Regions from separate parts of the Homo sapiens genome. Here region 2 is linked to region 1. A link is an interaction called in ENCODE POLR2A ChIA-PET data of the cell type or tissue named here. Cell type or tissue: IMR-90. All regions are shown on one strand.

What was found. ChIA-PET counts read pairs that join two places held together with the same protein. Peaks named below come from ENCODE experiments on the same cell type or tissue, not always from the same donor. Only the 100,000 strongest peaks of a DNase experiment are listed, where the experiment ranks them.
Region 2: POLR2A ChIA-PET joins it to region 1 with 14 read pairs; 2 of 35 experiments call an interaction of 5 or more read pairs at or near these places.

The regions. Positions count from the first base shown.
Region 1 is chr15:99,011,603-99,019,602 of GRCh38, reverse strand. It overlaps LUNAR1 (leukemia-associated non-coding IGF1R activator RNA 1), which reads right to left and starts at 4,899. Exons shown (of 4, transcript NR_126487.1): 1 at 4,790-4,899. RefSeq lists enhancers at 3,711-3,840, 3,550-4,325, 4,691-4,790 and silencers at 4,031-4,090, 4,161-4,230, 4,451-4,530. In IMR-90, no CTCF peak of the experiment used is centred here; DNase peaks (open chromatin) are centred at 2,722 and 4,657; H3K4me3 peaks cover 676 bases; H3K27me3 peaks cover 184 bases.
Region 2 is chr15:98,815,600-98,823,599 of GRCh38, reverse strand. The region is part of intron 2 of IGF1R (insulin like growth factor 1 receptor); the gene reads right to left. Among named protein-coding and RNA genes, the nearest start is that of MIR4714, 35 kb to the right of the region's middle. RefSeq lists enhancers at 11-569, 570-1,128. In IMR-90, no CTCF peak of the experiment used is centred here; a DNase peak (open chromatin) is centred at 309; H3K4me3 peaks cover 218 bases; H3K27ac peaks cover 42 bases.

The DNA of each region.
Region 1 (8,000 bases):
TCAGAAATGCCAAAGAGATGCTGTGAAGTGATGCTTGCTTGCTTTCCTTCCTTCCTTCATATATGTGTGTATATATATGTATATGTATATATATATATATATATATTTTTTTTTTTTTGAGACAAAGTCTCTGTCGTCCAGGCTGGAGTGCCGTGGCACCATCACAGATCACTGCAGCCTCAACCTCCCTGGGCTCAGGTGATTCTCCCACCTCAGCCTCCCAAGTAGCTGGGACTACAGGTGTGTACCACCACACCTGGCCAATTTTTGCACTTTTTTGTAGAGACAGGGTTTCGCCATGTTGCCCAGGCTGGTTTTGAACTCCTGGGCTCAAGCGATCTGCCCACCTCGGGCTCCCAAAGTGCTGGGATTACAGGCATGAGCCACCATGCCCAGCTAGTAAAGTGTTTTCTTTAAGCGAAAAGGTGAAAGTTCTCAATTTAGTAAGGGAAGAAAGAAAGAAAAAATCCTATAATGAACTTGCTAAGATCTGCAGTAAAAACAAATTTCTATCCATGAAGCTGTCTGTGAAGAAAGAAAGAGAAATTCATGCCTAGTATATACAGGGTTCGGTCCTGTCCTCGGTTTCAGGCACCCACTGGGGGTCTTGGAACATATTCCCCTGGATAAGGGGGAACTTTTGGATCCATGTTTACTATTTATTGTTAAAATCATTTAAGGTAATGTAGGAAAGGGCTTAGCACCATACGTGGCATATAGTAAACTGTTCCTAAAGGTTAGTTTACTAAAAATGTATTCAAGCCTCCCCCACCCAAAAACACAAAGGAAAAGCCCCCTTCCCTAATGCTTCAAGCTCAGCCTCCTCCTTTTTCTTATTCCCACAAACCCTTTGGAAATGGCAGCTATGCCCAACCCTGTTCAACGTCCCGAGATATACCAACTCTCCCCTCCCTGATCTTTTTCTGGGCCTCTCCAAACCTGCACATGTCTCACTCTCCCTCAGCATCAGGCCCGCCCCTGGCCTCTTTCCTTTTTGGTCTCTCCTCCTTTGGAGCCTTGTCTCAAAACCAGGTCCTCAGCACTTCTCACTCTCTGAGCTTTCTGCCCCTGTCCTCAGCTCCTCTTCTCCTCTCATGCTCCAAAGGATGAGACAGCCTTTCCCGGGGTTCCATCTGCTCTGCTCGCTCTCCACTAAGTAACAGGGGGTCCCTCAGAGCTCAGGTGCAGGCACTGGCTTTTCTAGAATTAGCACTTAAATTCCCCCTAAGCTCGGGAGTTAGAGTTTTTGCCCAATTCTTCGTATCTGCAATGGGAGGTATACGTCCTGAAACACTCTGAAATCACTATGTCTCTATTGCACCATTTCCCCCGCTGAGAGCCAGTTCCTCTATGGGTGTCACCACTGTCCCTGTTCCCCGTCCCCAAACCCAAGCTTCTGAGTCACCCTCAATTTTCCTCCTCACCTGCTATCTTTCTAGTCTACTAGCCCTGTTTTTTTTTGTTTTTTTTTTTTTTTGAGACAGAGTCTTGCTCTGTCACCCAGGCTAGAGTGCAGTGGTGCCATCTCGGCTCACTGCAACCTCTGCCTCCCAGGTTCAAGCGATTCTCCTGCCTCAGCCTCCCAAGTAGCTGGGATTACAGGTACCCGCCACCAAGCCCGGTTAATTTTTGTATTTTTAGTAGAGACAGGATTTCACCATGTTGTCCAGGCTGGTCTCGAGCTCTTAACGTCAGGTGATCCATCCACTTTGGCCTCTCAAAGTGCTGGGATTACAGGCTTGAGCCACCGCACTGGCCCCTCTCTGCTTTATTACCAGTGTAAATTGTCAGAACACCCAACTTTTCCAAATTCAAACACTTAACTGACTTCCTAAATGAAGGTCATAACATACACAATTCTCACAAAGGCTTTGGTTTTGTATGTAAACAGAAGGGAGGAGGTCAGAACAAATGGCTTTCTCCACAATCTACTCTCAGTTTTGCCACGGGCCTGGCGGTCGGTTCTTATGCACACAGTCTCATCTAATCCTTACAAGGCAGGTTAAGTTCTTATAGATGTTGGAAGGCCAAGGTAAAGGATGAGGGTGGTAACAGAATCGGGCTGTGTCTTTCTTTTTTCTTTCCACTGCACTCCAAGCTGAAATGACAGCAACAGATGGTCTGGTGGAACCTAAGAAGGTCTGCAGCATCGGGGAAATTAAAAACACATACACACTCTGAGAAATCCAGAGACAGAGAGAGAGAGAGACAGACAGACAGAGAGACAGAGAGAGCATATGCATGTGTGTGGCCCTGGGGCAGGTCAAGAACTGAATTATTTGGGGTACTTCCAAAGCCTCTTCAGACAGCACGCCTGCCTCCTGGAAACCAGACACACCAACAGTGAGGAGCCCTATACAGACAGCACAGCTCCCAGGGGATGTCGTGCGCCTTTCGCTGTGTTTCAGCACTAGAGCGCCGCGGGACCTGGGATACAGCCTTACCGGAAAGCCTAATTCTTAGTTTCCTGCTTCCTTGCTACAGGAAATCAGATTCCCAAGTAGACATGATTTGCTCAAGCTCTTTTTGGAAAGAGGCTACCAAAGTTCAGGCAATGGTTCAGCTATGTAAAACTCCAGTCCATTAGGACGTAGCACATGTTGAAATGATTAATGTGCAACTGCTGTGTGTCATCTTGGCCATCAGTAACCATCAAAGCCACAGCAAAAGTTGAAATAAATACAGGAAAATCCTTTAACTGTTTTAAGCCAACTATACTTTTCCAGCAGATGAAATTACCATTACTTTTCCCATTAAAATGCAAGGAGACTGGGTAGAGTAAGACAGATCTCTAAAGCAATCCTTGGAAGGAACCCTCTGACTCATGAAATCACTCACAGGCCTAGGGGCAGGGAGGAGCTTCTGGGAGCACCTCGGTGTAATACTGCTCTACAATAAGCCCCTAAGTGGGCAGAATCTCCTCTATTTTGTAGATGAGGAAGATGAGATTCAAAGAGCAAATCACTTTTTTTCCTCGTCCTAGTTCTCCAACATGTAAACTGGAAACAGTACTTGCCATCCACAACCGTGAAACCCAACTTTCTAGAAAGAAGCATAGAGAAAACAATCAAAAAAGAAATAGTATCTCCCCTTCCAAAACGAAAGACAAAAAACCTTTCTCGGCCGAGCATGGTGGCTCAGGCCCATAATCCCAGCACTTTGCGAGGCCTAGGCGGGCGGATCACTTGAGGTCAGGAGTTCGAAACCAGCCTGGCCAACAAGGTGAAACCCCGTTTCGACTAAAAATACAAAAATTAGCCGGGCATGGTGACGGGCGCCTGTAGAAGCAGCTACTCGAGGGGCTCAGGCAGGAGAATTGCTTCAACCCGGGAGGGGGTGGGGGCGGGGCGGAGGTTTCAGTGAGATGAGATTGCGCCTTTGCACTCCAGCCTGGGTGACAGAGACTCTGTCTCAAAACAAACACACAAATAAACAAAAAACCCTTTCTCAATCTCTAGGCCAACTAAAACGTCCACGAAAAATGTAACTAATCCATACAATTGGCTAATCGCTACCTTCCCTCCTTAACTCGCCTAAAATCAGCAGAAAAGCAACTCTAAGTCACAGCTTTTAGAGCAAGTCATAAAAGAGCGTAAATCGCCTCTAAAGTTGCCTTCCAAGAAAAGGTAGAGGAGCCTTTATGAGATTTTTTGTTCCCTACCGAGACGTGTGGCGGGAGAAAGTGGCCAGTCTGCGGCTGAGCTGCTGCTGGGGAGGGCGGGCCACCTGCGGCCAGGGCGCCTAACGGGTCGGACTGGACGTGTAGGGGCCGGAACAGCCGGTCACCGCGCCCTCCTTCCCTCGGGAAACGGGTCTCATTCTCACACCCGGCCCCGCCACATGTCCCCACAAGGAGAAGGGAAGGGGCAGGAGGTAAAGAGGCACTTTCTCAGCATCCAAGGGCGCTACTCTTGCTCCTATCCGAGCACCTCAGGGGCTGGTGGGCTTTGGGGTGTTTTGTTTCACGTGCTTTCAGATTCAGAAGGTGCACCCGCTCTGCCTGGTTTTCTGGAGATAGGGCCAAGCATGGCACCCCCTGGGGCCCGGGAAGCGACAGGCTCGGGGACGCGCGCGCTCCAGGGCCAGAAATGGCACGAAGCCCGGGCTCCGGCGACCCCGACCCGCTCCACCTCTGCGCCCCCGACCACAGCCGAGGCGTCCCGGCGCAGGGAAGGTGGCGGGGGCGGAAGGGGCGCTGGCAGTAACCCGAGCGGCCGTAAAGAATTCTCCCCCACTGTGCGGTTCCCATTTCACAGACAAGACAGCGGAGACCCTGGGAAGGCAGGGACTTCCCCACGCTCCCGCGCCTGGGAAGCAAGCCCGGGTCAGTCCCGGCGCCCGGTGTCCCCGGGGGACCTCCGAGAGAAGCCGTGACCGAGGCCGGGCGCCGAGGCCGGGGCGCGCGTGGAGTTGATGCTGGCAGTGCCTCTTCCGGCTCCCCCGAGCATTTCCTCCCCCTTCTTCCCGGGAGGGACTTAAACGCTCCCGAGGGTGAGTGCGGGGGCCCCGCCGGCCCCGCACTCGACGTCCAGGCCCCCCGCTCGCCGGTCCGCCGCTGCAGTTCAGTCCCGAGGCAACAACAGGTGCGCGGCTCGCCGCACCCCGGCGCCGGCTCCGGGGAAAGTTTCCCTGGCCGCCGCGCGCTGTTTACGGGATCCTGTTGCAGCGCGCGGGCCCGGGGCTTTCCGGCAGGTCGAGCCATTGAAACCCGAGACGCGGGGAGGAGCTGTCGCTGCGCTCCGGGAGGAACGAGGGCGGCCCTGGGCCTGGCCAGAGCGGCTCCCCTTACCTGTGACTCAACAGGCGGCCTCAGCCTCCATCCTCGGGCTAGGCTGGCGCCGCGCCCCGCCCCGGAGGCTGTCCCTGTGCCCCTGGCGTCCTCCTCCCTCTCCCATTCCTCCCCAGGGGCTGCCCCCGTTCCCCGCTCCCCGGCCCCTTCCCCTCCCCCAGGGTCACCACCCAACAGTCTTCCCAGCTACCAACCCCTGGCTCCCCAGAGAGTTTGCAAAGATTGTGGGCTCCACCTTCCCACCTGATTCGCCACCCCAGGAGAATTTACTATTTCTCTTTCATTTGTGGGGAGAAGACACCGTTAACGCCCCCACCCCCCGCTCACACGCCCACCCTCGCCGGTGCCCCGGGCCTGAACGCGGCACATGTCAACCCCCTCCCACGCCCCTTCACACTTCTATTATTTCTGTTTCTTTGGACAAGAATCATTTGCGTTAACCTTTTTTGAAAACGTTCAAGTTTCACTCCAGTAAGCTTCCTAGAAGGAAGGAGGAGGTGAGGGAGGAGAGAGAAGGAAGAGGAGGAGGAGGAGGCTTTGGCTGCAGCGGCGGCGGGGGCGGCTTTTGAGGAGGCTGCGGCGGAGGCGGTTTTGGCGACTTTGGCGGCGAAAATTTAGACAGTTGAAAAATAGGCCAAAGCACACTGAACCTGCAGGACATCCCGTAATCTTTTCTGCCCATTTCAAAGTCTTTCCCTGTCCTCACCCAACTATTACAGGCCGCTTTTGCTGAAACCTGACAATGTCATTTAGTAAATGTTCAGCTAGTATTCATTTGAAATAGAAATAACCAACAGCAGGTAATTTCTTCTTGGCCTGTTTCTGCGTGTTATCCAAGGGGAGGTGGAATACAGTGGTGGTTTTAAAATGCCAGCAGCCTAGGAACCCAAAGGCCTCAGCAGCCTGGCACCTCCCCACCCCCCTGCGGCTCTTAGGGGCCGAAAGATTGAGGGTCGTGATCAACTCAGTATACCACTGGAGGCCACGTGAGTAAGCAGCAAACTGTTTCTCATGAGAGCAGGGTGTTGGCAAACTGACAACCTGTGTCTGCCGCCCAGAAGGACTGCTGAGGGCAGTCACCACCCAGGTGCAAGTGTTTAGGATTAGACACAACTGAAGCCTGTTAGTAATGAGAACTTGTGATAATCAAACAGCTGACCAGTCTTAGGGCCTCCTCCCTGCTCATTCTCCCAATGAATGCGAAGGGCTGTGGAAGCTCGGGGGGCTGCCTTCGCTCACTAGAAGCAGGGAGCTCCCTTCTTCCCGGTTTCCCCTTCCTTTAAAACAGATTTCTTTAATCATTTCTACGTTTGTCCTTTCGTTCAGTCCTGTAATGACGGTCTCAAGTAGTAACAATAACTGTCGTAGTGACGGTCTCAAGTAGTAACGGTAATAACTGTCATAGTGACGGTCTCAAGTAGTAATTGTGGCAGTCAGCCACAGGCACACAGGACTAAAGGTTCATTAATGTCTGCTGTAAAAATGTAGAATATATTTCTTCAAGGTCTGAAGTATACATTTTTTGATGTACGTTTTTGTTACATTTTTTAAAGTTCTCTTGTTTTTAAAAAATAACATGTATAGGGCCGGGCGCGGTGGCTCATGCCTGTAATCCCAGCACTTTGGGAGGCCGAGGCGGGCGGATCACGAGGTCAGGAGATCGAGACCATCCTGGCTAACACGGTGAAACCCCGTCTCTACTAAAAATACAAAAAAAATTAGCCGGGCGTGGTGGCGGGCGCCTGTAGTCCCCGCTACTCCGGAGGCTGAGGCAGGAGAAGGGTGTGAACCCGGAAGGCGGAGCTTGCAGTGAGCCAAGATCGCGCCACTGCACCCCAGCCTGGTCAACAGAGCGAGACTCTGTCTCAAAAAAAAAAAAAAATTACATGTATAGAGCTTGAACAGTTCTTTTAAAATATGTATGTGTGTGTGTGTGTATACAGTATATATAAAGAATAATGAACTGAAAAGTTCCCTGCTTCTCATTCAACTCCTATATCCAAAGTCAGTATTAGTCAAATACCTCCTCTTTTCCTTTTAGTTTCTGAGTTTTGCGTCTCGCATGAGTATTTTGAAACTACTCCAAAACTAGAAAATAATTCTTCTAAATTTACTTCCAGTATTTTTACTGTCTTGATTTTCAGATTTGAATTTTAATCCAATCATAATTTACTGACCTATATGGCATAAGGAATGGATCTAGCTATATCTCATGGTTCCCACACCATTAAATGGTATATTCTTTCCGCTACTAATTTGAATTATCTCTTTAACTATATATTAAATTCTCATACACATTCTAGCTGTTTTATTGACAGTTTTCCTATTTCTACAACAACACTGCACTATTTTAATTACCCTAGCTTTTAGCATATATTTGGATATCTGGGAAGGCAAGCCAGTTGCATCTAGTCTTTAACATCGGTTTGCATTAACATTTTTAAAGTTTCGAATCTTCCCATTACAGAACATGGCATCCTTTGTTTTATTCGGGTCTTCTATGTTTTTTTCTTAAAGTCCCACAGTTTTCTTTTCTTTTTTCTTTTCTTTTTCTTTTTTTTTTTTTTGAGACAGAGTTTCACTCTTGTTGCCCAGGCTGGAGTGCAATGGTGCGATCTCGGCTCACTGCAACCTCCTCCTCCTGGGTTCAAGTGATTCTCCTGCCTCAGCCTCCTAAGTAGCTAGGATTACAGGCATGAACCACTACACCTGGCTAATTTTTGTATTTTTAGTAGAGATGGGGTTTCACCATGTTGGCCAGGCTTGTCTGGAACTCCTGACCTCAGGTGATCCACCTGCGTTGGCCTCCCAAAGTGCTGGGGTTACTAGCGTGAGCCACCGCGCCCAGCTAATTTTTGTATTTTTAGTAGAGAACAGGGTTTCACCATGTTGGCCAGGCTTGTCTGGAACTCCTGACCTCAGGTGATCCACCTGCCTCGGCCTCCCAAAGTGCTGGGATTACTAGCGTGAGCCACCGCACCCCGCCAGTTCCACAGTTTTCCACAAAAGGATCTCATACATTTCTTGCCAGGTTTATTCCTAGAGATTTCTGATATTTGAAGGGCATTGTGGATGGGCTCTTTTCTCCAATTACATTAGAATTAGTTATTGCTGATATATAAGAAAACTCTTAGGCCCTGAGAGGTGGCTCCCACCTGTAATCCCAACACTTTGGGAGGCCAAGGCAGGAGGATTGGTTAAGGCCAAGAGT
Region 2 (8,000 bases), 200 kb after region 1:
TCCCCACTTCTCACTTAAAAAGAAATGGTTTTGGCCGTACTGGTAGAGCAAAACCAGAAAATAGACTTTGAATTAGTCTTCATGCTTTGCAAAAAGGTACTAACTTGTTAAGATGCATCCTCCATGTCTAACTAAGCCTGGTCTAATAACTGTTTTGCATCTGTCCTCTAGCAGTCTGCTGCTGATTGGTGGTGGGAGGGGAAGAGGGAAACAGCTTAAACCATTACTCCTGTTTTGTGGGCATTTGAAGTAGCTGCCAGGCACATGACACCACTGCTCCAATTGGTTCAGAGTGACATCACTTCATGATTCAACTTTGTTTGCATTTCGGCTTCCTCCTTTCCAAGGGGTTCTCAACTTCACCCTGCCAAGTCACTTTCAAACAGAAAGAGAGAGGAACAGCACATCTTATGTAGTCATGAAGTGTCAAATGTCCTTTGTGTTTCTTAGCCCAGTTTATGAGAGGAGACCTGGAGAAATAAAGGTTTCAATCAACACCACAATGGTGTATGACTTTCTTCACAGCATGAGGTGGGGGGAACGGGAAGAAAAGCAAAAGGTGGCTGCTAAGCTTTGAGTAAGTTAAAACTGATGGACTTCAATAAAAATCCTCAAAGTTTGTTTTCAAGTGGGAAAACTCTAAAATAGAAACCACATGCAATACTATGCTGGAACCTCATTTAAATCATTCACGCTTCTAAGACTCAGAGAATGTTTCTAATTTAGTCAAACACTACCCTCTCTTTCTCCAAAATAATTATTCTTAATTTATTTCACCTAACTTCTGTTTTTTACATCTTAGCAATGTGACCACCAAAAGCTGGAGCAACTGCTTTCTGATTCAGAAAATAAAAGTTTATTCTGATTTTTATTTCTGTCTTCCATACAGTCAGTTACCAGGGAACTCACAAAATTTGGAGAGTTCGAGCACGATTAATTTTGTGTGTTCAGCTCAAAGGAAAAAGCTTCCTCATAGGAGAAATGCATTAATGGATGAGCGAATGAATAAGAAGCTTTATAACCCAACCAACCAGAAGCCGAGGGGCTCACTATATTAAATTATACCAGCTCTCAATACAATGGGTCAAAATGTATTTTATTTTAAATTCTAAGTTAGGCTCCAAACTTTACATCGGGACCTTGTAAGACGAGATCTTTTATCATGCTAGACTTTTATTATCCCCTAGGAAATGTAGTGACATTAACCAAACACACAAAGCCATCTCAAGCCTAAAAATGCCTATTACTCCAATCCTGTACTCACTTGCTCCCTGCCAGAGACAACACAAAGAGATGAGTATACACACTCAGGAAAACTTCGCCCGGGCCTTCGAGGTAGGGCGAGGACTGTGCACCACACGAGATGACTTGAAAACCTGTAGGAAGGTTGTATCTCAGTGCCACTTGCTTTGAGGAGACTCACTGGGTAACTGTTTGAGGGTGGCTCTAATGCTCTGCAACAGTCCCTGCAGGGACAAAGAGAAATTTCCATCTTTCTGAAGGCCTAACATCTCTTTTCTTGTAATCTCATTGACTTGCCTTGCCTAGACTCACCAGTCAATTATTATTTATCATTTACAGAGTAGCTCATATTGACAACATACCTACAAGTATTTTAGCACTTCATATACCTTTTATGGTATAAGTACCTGTGGAAGGGAAAGGGAAATGAGTTGGCCTGGAGTGGGAATTAAGAAGCCATCATGAATATACATGTGCCTGTGTGTGTGTGTGCACACATACACCCGTGTGTCTCTCCACGTCTGAGGCCAGCAGCTAATTCCTGCTCACCTTTCAACACTTCTAGTCTTGGCTCCTGAGCCCCAGGTACTCTATTCCTGAAGATCCTTGCAGATATCAATCATCCCAAGAATGGGCTAGTGGTTTCCGGGTTTCATGAATAAAGCTGTCCCATTCTCATCACTAATCAAGGTAAGAGAGTTACATCTTATTTCTCTGCCTTGGTTTCATCATCTATGGAAGAGCAGTCATACTGGATCTCGAAACATGCATTTTAGTGCATCATGCACATTTAACGCCTCCCTCACGCATCACTCAACTGACTGGCAAGCCACCCCTTCCCCTTCGACTCTCTTCCAAAAATGCTTACGAACTTGAAATCCAGCAGAAAAGGGGCCACAGTGACTACGTACTCATGATTCTGTTTTACTCTTCTAAATTCACGGTCTACTTACTATTAACTTATATACACGTTAATATTTAAGTTCCAGATCCAAGGGAGGTAAGAAGCAGCTAATTCTAGGGAGGCAGGGCTAGAGAGAGTGATGGTAAAATCAGTTTAAAAAGGGGGGGGGGAGGCGTGTTTAAAATAAAAGACAACTATAAAAAATCAACAGAGGAAGGGAAAAACCAGAAGCGCACAGGCCATTTAGCGCAATGTAGCGCGTCTCACACCAGAAGTTGTTTACACACTCTTGGACGCCTGAGTTCTCCTTGATTTTTGTTTTTCTTCATTTTATCTATCTTCGTTTATCCATCTTCTAGTTCATCTACTTAACCTTCTTGTAACTCAGTGCTGCCAAGTGGATTCGGCATCAGCATTTACATAAAAAACACATTGCAAGCAAACTGCATTACTCTAGCTGTTGTACACCAAAAAGAAAAGACACATTTAACATATAAATATGTGTTCACATACCAAGTGAAGACCAATTTATGTTGTGGTACTTCCGTGAACTGGGGCCTTGCGATACTTAAAGAAAAAATTCAATTGTGATGTCAAAGAGAGGTGTTCCGTAATTCAAACGTACTCAGGCCTTCGAGGTCAGTTTATTCACATTCTGAGCAGTGGTTTACTTTTAGCAAAATATTACCCATGTCATTAAATTAATATTTGGGTTTGAATCTTTTTGTTTTATATGCACTTAATGTGTAAAATCATTTAACTTACAGTTGTAAAAGATCTGCAAGCGTAAAAAATTGACACCTAGGCCTTATAAGGCTGTAGGTATTTAAGTATCTTTATACCAAGTAATTTATAATGACACTGAGGGTCTGTGAATTTATCTTTTGCTTTTAAAAGGTGTCTCAATTACCTTAGATGAAAAACTGCCTTGCCCACCTGGGAGCATCATTATCTTATCATAGAATGAAGTTACTTTCACAGTGATGACCCTGAGTATTGAGAAAAAGTTGGATTATGTTCATTATATTCTTTTTAATGCAAGCAATGTAAAACGTCCTTTAGAAATGTTTCCTTTAAAAATTATTTAAATTGTATTGCTTAAAAAATATGACTCTTTCAACTCAGTTATCACTTAAGGTTTCCTGGAATATTCTGCTGTTTAGAACATATTTGTAGGATATGAAATTACCTACGTATGTGACTCTTATAAGACCAGAGAAAAAGGCTAGAATTATATATATATATATATATGAAAATAGCATCAGCAATTCCACAAGGCCATCAACTTGGGGTATGAACTATCCGTGAAGGACTAGTGATGGCTGAACTTCAACCACACTCTGAACAGCATAAAAATGAGAAAACTGTACTCCTTGATCTTTAGTTCTCAAAGTGTGGTTTGTGAACGCGTAAGGATTCTGCAGCTTTTTCAGGGGGTCTATGAGATTAAACTATTTTCATACACTACTAAGACACTGTTTACCTTTTTAACTCTTATTGTCTCATGAATGTGTGCCGTGGAAGTTTCCAGAAGCTGTGTGATATTGGCAGCAGAATAAACATAGAAGCAGGTATGATCATCCAATTGCCTTCTGTTAAGCCAGAGATTAAACACATAAAACAATGCCACTCTATTCATATACTGGGGTGGGATATAGTTTTTATCCAACATAAAAGTACGTTAACGCATATTAAGTTTTGTTACTGTTTCTGAATCAATAAATCTTTTTAAAGTTATTAATTTTAATTCTTCATACAGCAAGTATCAATGGATACAACCCACATAAACGAAAGCTTATTGGCGTTTGTCCTAGCCTGTCTGGGCACCTATAACAAAACACCTTAAACTAGGTAGCTTTTAAACAACAGAAACTTATTCCTTACAGTTCTAGAGTCTGGGAAGTCCAAGATCAAGGCACTGGCAGATTCAGTGTCTTGTGAGGGCTCCACTTTCTGGTTCACGGAGGGCACCTTCTAGCAGAAGAGGCAAAGCAGCTCTCTTTTATAAAGGCACAATCTCATTCATAAAGGTCCCCCACCCTCACGATTTAATCCCTTCCTAAAGGCCCCAGCTCCTAATATCATCACATGGTGATTAGGTTTCAATGCATAGATTACTGGGGCAACATAAACATGTAGACAGTGGCAGGGTTTTCCATTTTTAACAGTGTGAAGGGGTCCAGAGACCACTGAATTTGAAAACCCCTGGATGATTTCATTTTTCTCGACAGGGAAGCTACAAGTAGATGAGTGCCAAATGTTTCTCTCCATTCCTGGCCTGTCCCCTGAGCCCTACACTGCTGTGTTCAACTCCATCTTAGCTTGCCCCCCCTGGATGTCTGAGGCATTTCTGACCTGAGAGATGCAAGACAGAGCTCCTGCCCCATCTGCCTTCTCCACCACACACTTCCCAAACTACACTGCTCCTCCCTCCCCACTCCTTTGCAGCTCAGGAATGGAAGCCTCCACCCCCTGTTCTGTCCAAGCCAAAATGTCTCAGAGGTATCTTTCACTCTCCCAGTCTCCATTCCCTTCAGGCTATATTTTACAAGTCTTCAAATATTCCTAAATCTATCCACTACAAATTGCTATGACTCTGGTCCAGTGGTTCTCAACAGGGTACAATTTTGGTCTCCCCACCCCCTAATCCCAGGTTAACATCTGTCAATGTCTAGATACATTTTTGATTGTCATGACTAGGGGGCGGGGTGGGTGGGCTTCTGGCATCTAGCAGGTAGAGACTAGTGAAGCTGCTGAACATTTTGCAATACACAGGACAGCCCCCCACAACTAATTATCTCACCCAAAATGCCAACAGTGCCAATGCTGAGAAACCTGGCACTGGTTCAGGACTGCACCCCTACCCCCCGCCCTGCCACTCCCCAACTAATTATTTCACCCAAAATGTCAATACTGCCAATGCTGAGAAACCCAGCACTGGTTCAAGCCACCAACATCTCTCATATGCACGGTCCCAGCAGCTTCCTAAGCGGTCTCCCTGCTTTTTCCACTATTCCTCCTTCTCCCCTTCTCCACCCAGCAGCTAGACTGACTGTTGTAGAAATCAGTGTGCCACTCTTGTGCTTCTCACTCATCCCCAACTTCCACTGTGTATTGAGTAAATTCTCACTCTTGCCATGGCCTACAGACCCTCTCTGCTCTGGTCCCATCTAATACTGTGACCCATCTTATAACTCGACGCTATGAAATCAATTGTGTCTCATCCCCGGCCACCTCCCACCTCCACCCTGCCAATTCATATGTAGGAACCCTAACCCCTCATGTGACTCTGTTGAAGGTAGGGCTGTTAAGGAGACAATTAAGATCAAATGAGGTCATAAGGGTGAGACCCTGATACAATTGGATTAATGTCCTTAATCAGTGAAGAGACACCACAGCTTGCTCTCTCCCACCACTATATGAGGATACAGTGAGAAGGTAGCTGTTTGCAAACCAGGAAGAGAGCCCTCACTAGAACCAGACCTTGTTGACACCTGACCTTGGACTTTCAGCATCCAGAACCATGAGAATATGCTTCTCCAACCATGACGCTGGAGAGAAGAGGTGAAGTAGGCAGAGGCAAGACTGGGAAAGTAGGGCTGGGGTGGTCAGAAAGGGCAAATCACGAAATGTCTGGTGTGAAAGGAGAAAGGGATCTCCCCAGAGCTTGAGTATGGAAGACTATTCAACTTCAGAAATGAACACAGAGAGGGAGAGGGAATGCTGCAATGTCTATTGTTTAAGCCACCCAGGCTACAGTAATTTGTCAAAGCAGCCTGAGCTGACAATCACTCTCAGTTTCCCTCATCTTCCAAGTTCCAGCCTTGCTGGTCATCAGTCTGTGCCCATGTGACAGCTTTTTCTTCTTATCCTTTCTCCTGAACTTCCCATGGCTGGACCTTCCAATCTCCCTTAGTCTAAATGCCACCTTTTCACAGAGGCCTCAATGACTACCCAGCGTAATACAGCACCCCTCAACCACACCTGGCCCCCAACCCAGCACTCCTGCATTGTGATGACAGTACTGTTTTGTGTTTTCTTCTTAGATGCTCATCACTAGCTTATTATTCTCTTTACTGTGCATCCTACCATCCCCACCCCAGTATTCTTACTATTATTATTATTATTATTATTATTATTATTATTATTTTTGAGACAGATTCTCGCTCTGCTGCCCAGTCTGGAGTGCAGTGGCATGATCTCCACTCACTGCAACCTCTGCCTCCCGGGTTCAAGCCATTCTCCTGCTTCAGACTCCCGAGTAGCTGGGATTACAAGCATGGGCCACCACACCCAGCTAATTTTGTATTTTTAGTAGAGACGGGGTTTCACCATGTTGGCCAGGCTGTTCTTGAACTCCTGACCTCAGGTGATCCGCCTGTCTTGGCCTCCCAAAGTGCTGGGATTACAGGTGTGAGCCACCACACGCAGCATTGAAGAAATCTTTTCTGTCTTGATCACTGCTGGAGCAGACAGAGCACCACAGCTGCCTAATGTTTGTTAAATTAATAAATAAGTGAATGAACCTGGCTTTGAGGATCTCAGATCCATACAACCGGGCATTTATAGCCATTCTCTGAGTCAGGCAGCTTTCTGGAGCCACATGGTTATGAGAATGTGCCTTGCCCCAAGATTCATCTCCCTCTCCCACCTCCCCAAAGAAAGCTGCCATGTTTGTGGCAATCTCATATTCCTCTGGGGACCACATGGGACAGGAAGGAGTAATTAACTGCAATATCCACAGCGAGTAGCTATTCATATTCTTACACTCCAGGGAGCATCAAGTCTTAAGGTTACATTAAAACACAGGCACAAGGGAAGTCCCCAGTGTTTATTATCTGCAGCTACAGAGTGGGTAAGGATGAGATCTGGTCACTTCAATTGAATTTACAGGCAACTTCTCAAGAGCCCAACTTTGAACTGCCCAAAGAAAACACAGGCAAGTCCTACTGGCACAAGAGAATGGGGTGGGCCGATGGGGAGTGATGGCCGGCTAGGGTTGACATTTGTTTTTTCCACCATATTCAACACAGGCAAGTGCTTTCGAATTACTGGCTCCCTGAAAAGGGGGATCTGGACACATATGGCAATGCGATGAATGATGATTCCTGGAAAGAAAAATGTTTAATGAAACAAGAAACTCACAATTTCCTGAGACCTGATATGCACAAGGTACTGGGCAGATCTTGTAGTTATTGATGGGAATTTCAGAGAAAGGCCTGATGAGGCAAAGCTGGCTGCTGGAACCTCAAAGAGACAGGAAAACAAGGATGAGACCCATGATTAGGGCCACTGTGAAGACTCCAGAAGCTTCTGAGGTTCGAGAGAAGAGGTGAAGTAGGCAGAGGCAAGACTGGGAAAGTAGGGTGGCTGGGGTGGCCTGAAAGGGCAGATCACAAAATGGCTGGTGTCAAAGGAGAAAGGGACCTCCCCACAGCTTGAGTATGGAAGACTGTTGAGCTTCAGAAATGAACACAGGGAAGGAGAAGGAATGCTGCAAATATTTTACCATATTGACTTTTAATTAGTTGAGAATCAATGTAACAGGTCTAGACCTCATCCAGGGTGGAGGCAGCATGTGGGCAATGGTACCAAGAAAGCATCAGAAAGAAGAAGGGCTTGGAAGGCAACTACAGAACAGGCTGCCCCACATCAAACTTAGGTAGAATAAGACTCACTTCCATTGTTCCTTCTCTAGCCAAAGCTAGAGAAGCTCTGAATTTCTCTGCATTTCGAAAACACTCCAACACACAGAGTCACACAAAACTCTCCTTTGGACCAGATGGACCCTATCCTACGCACTGAGAGATTTGGAGTGAATGGGACAAGAGGTAAGCCCAGTCTCTTTCCTCCC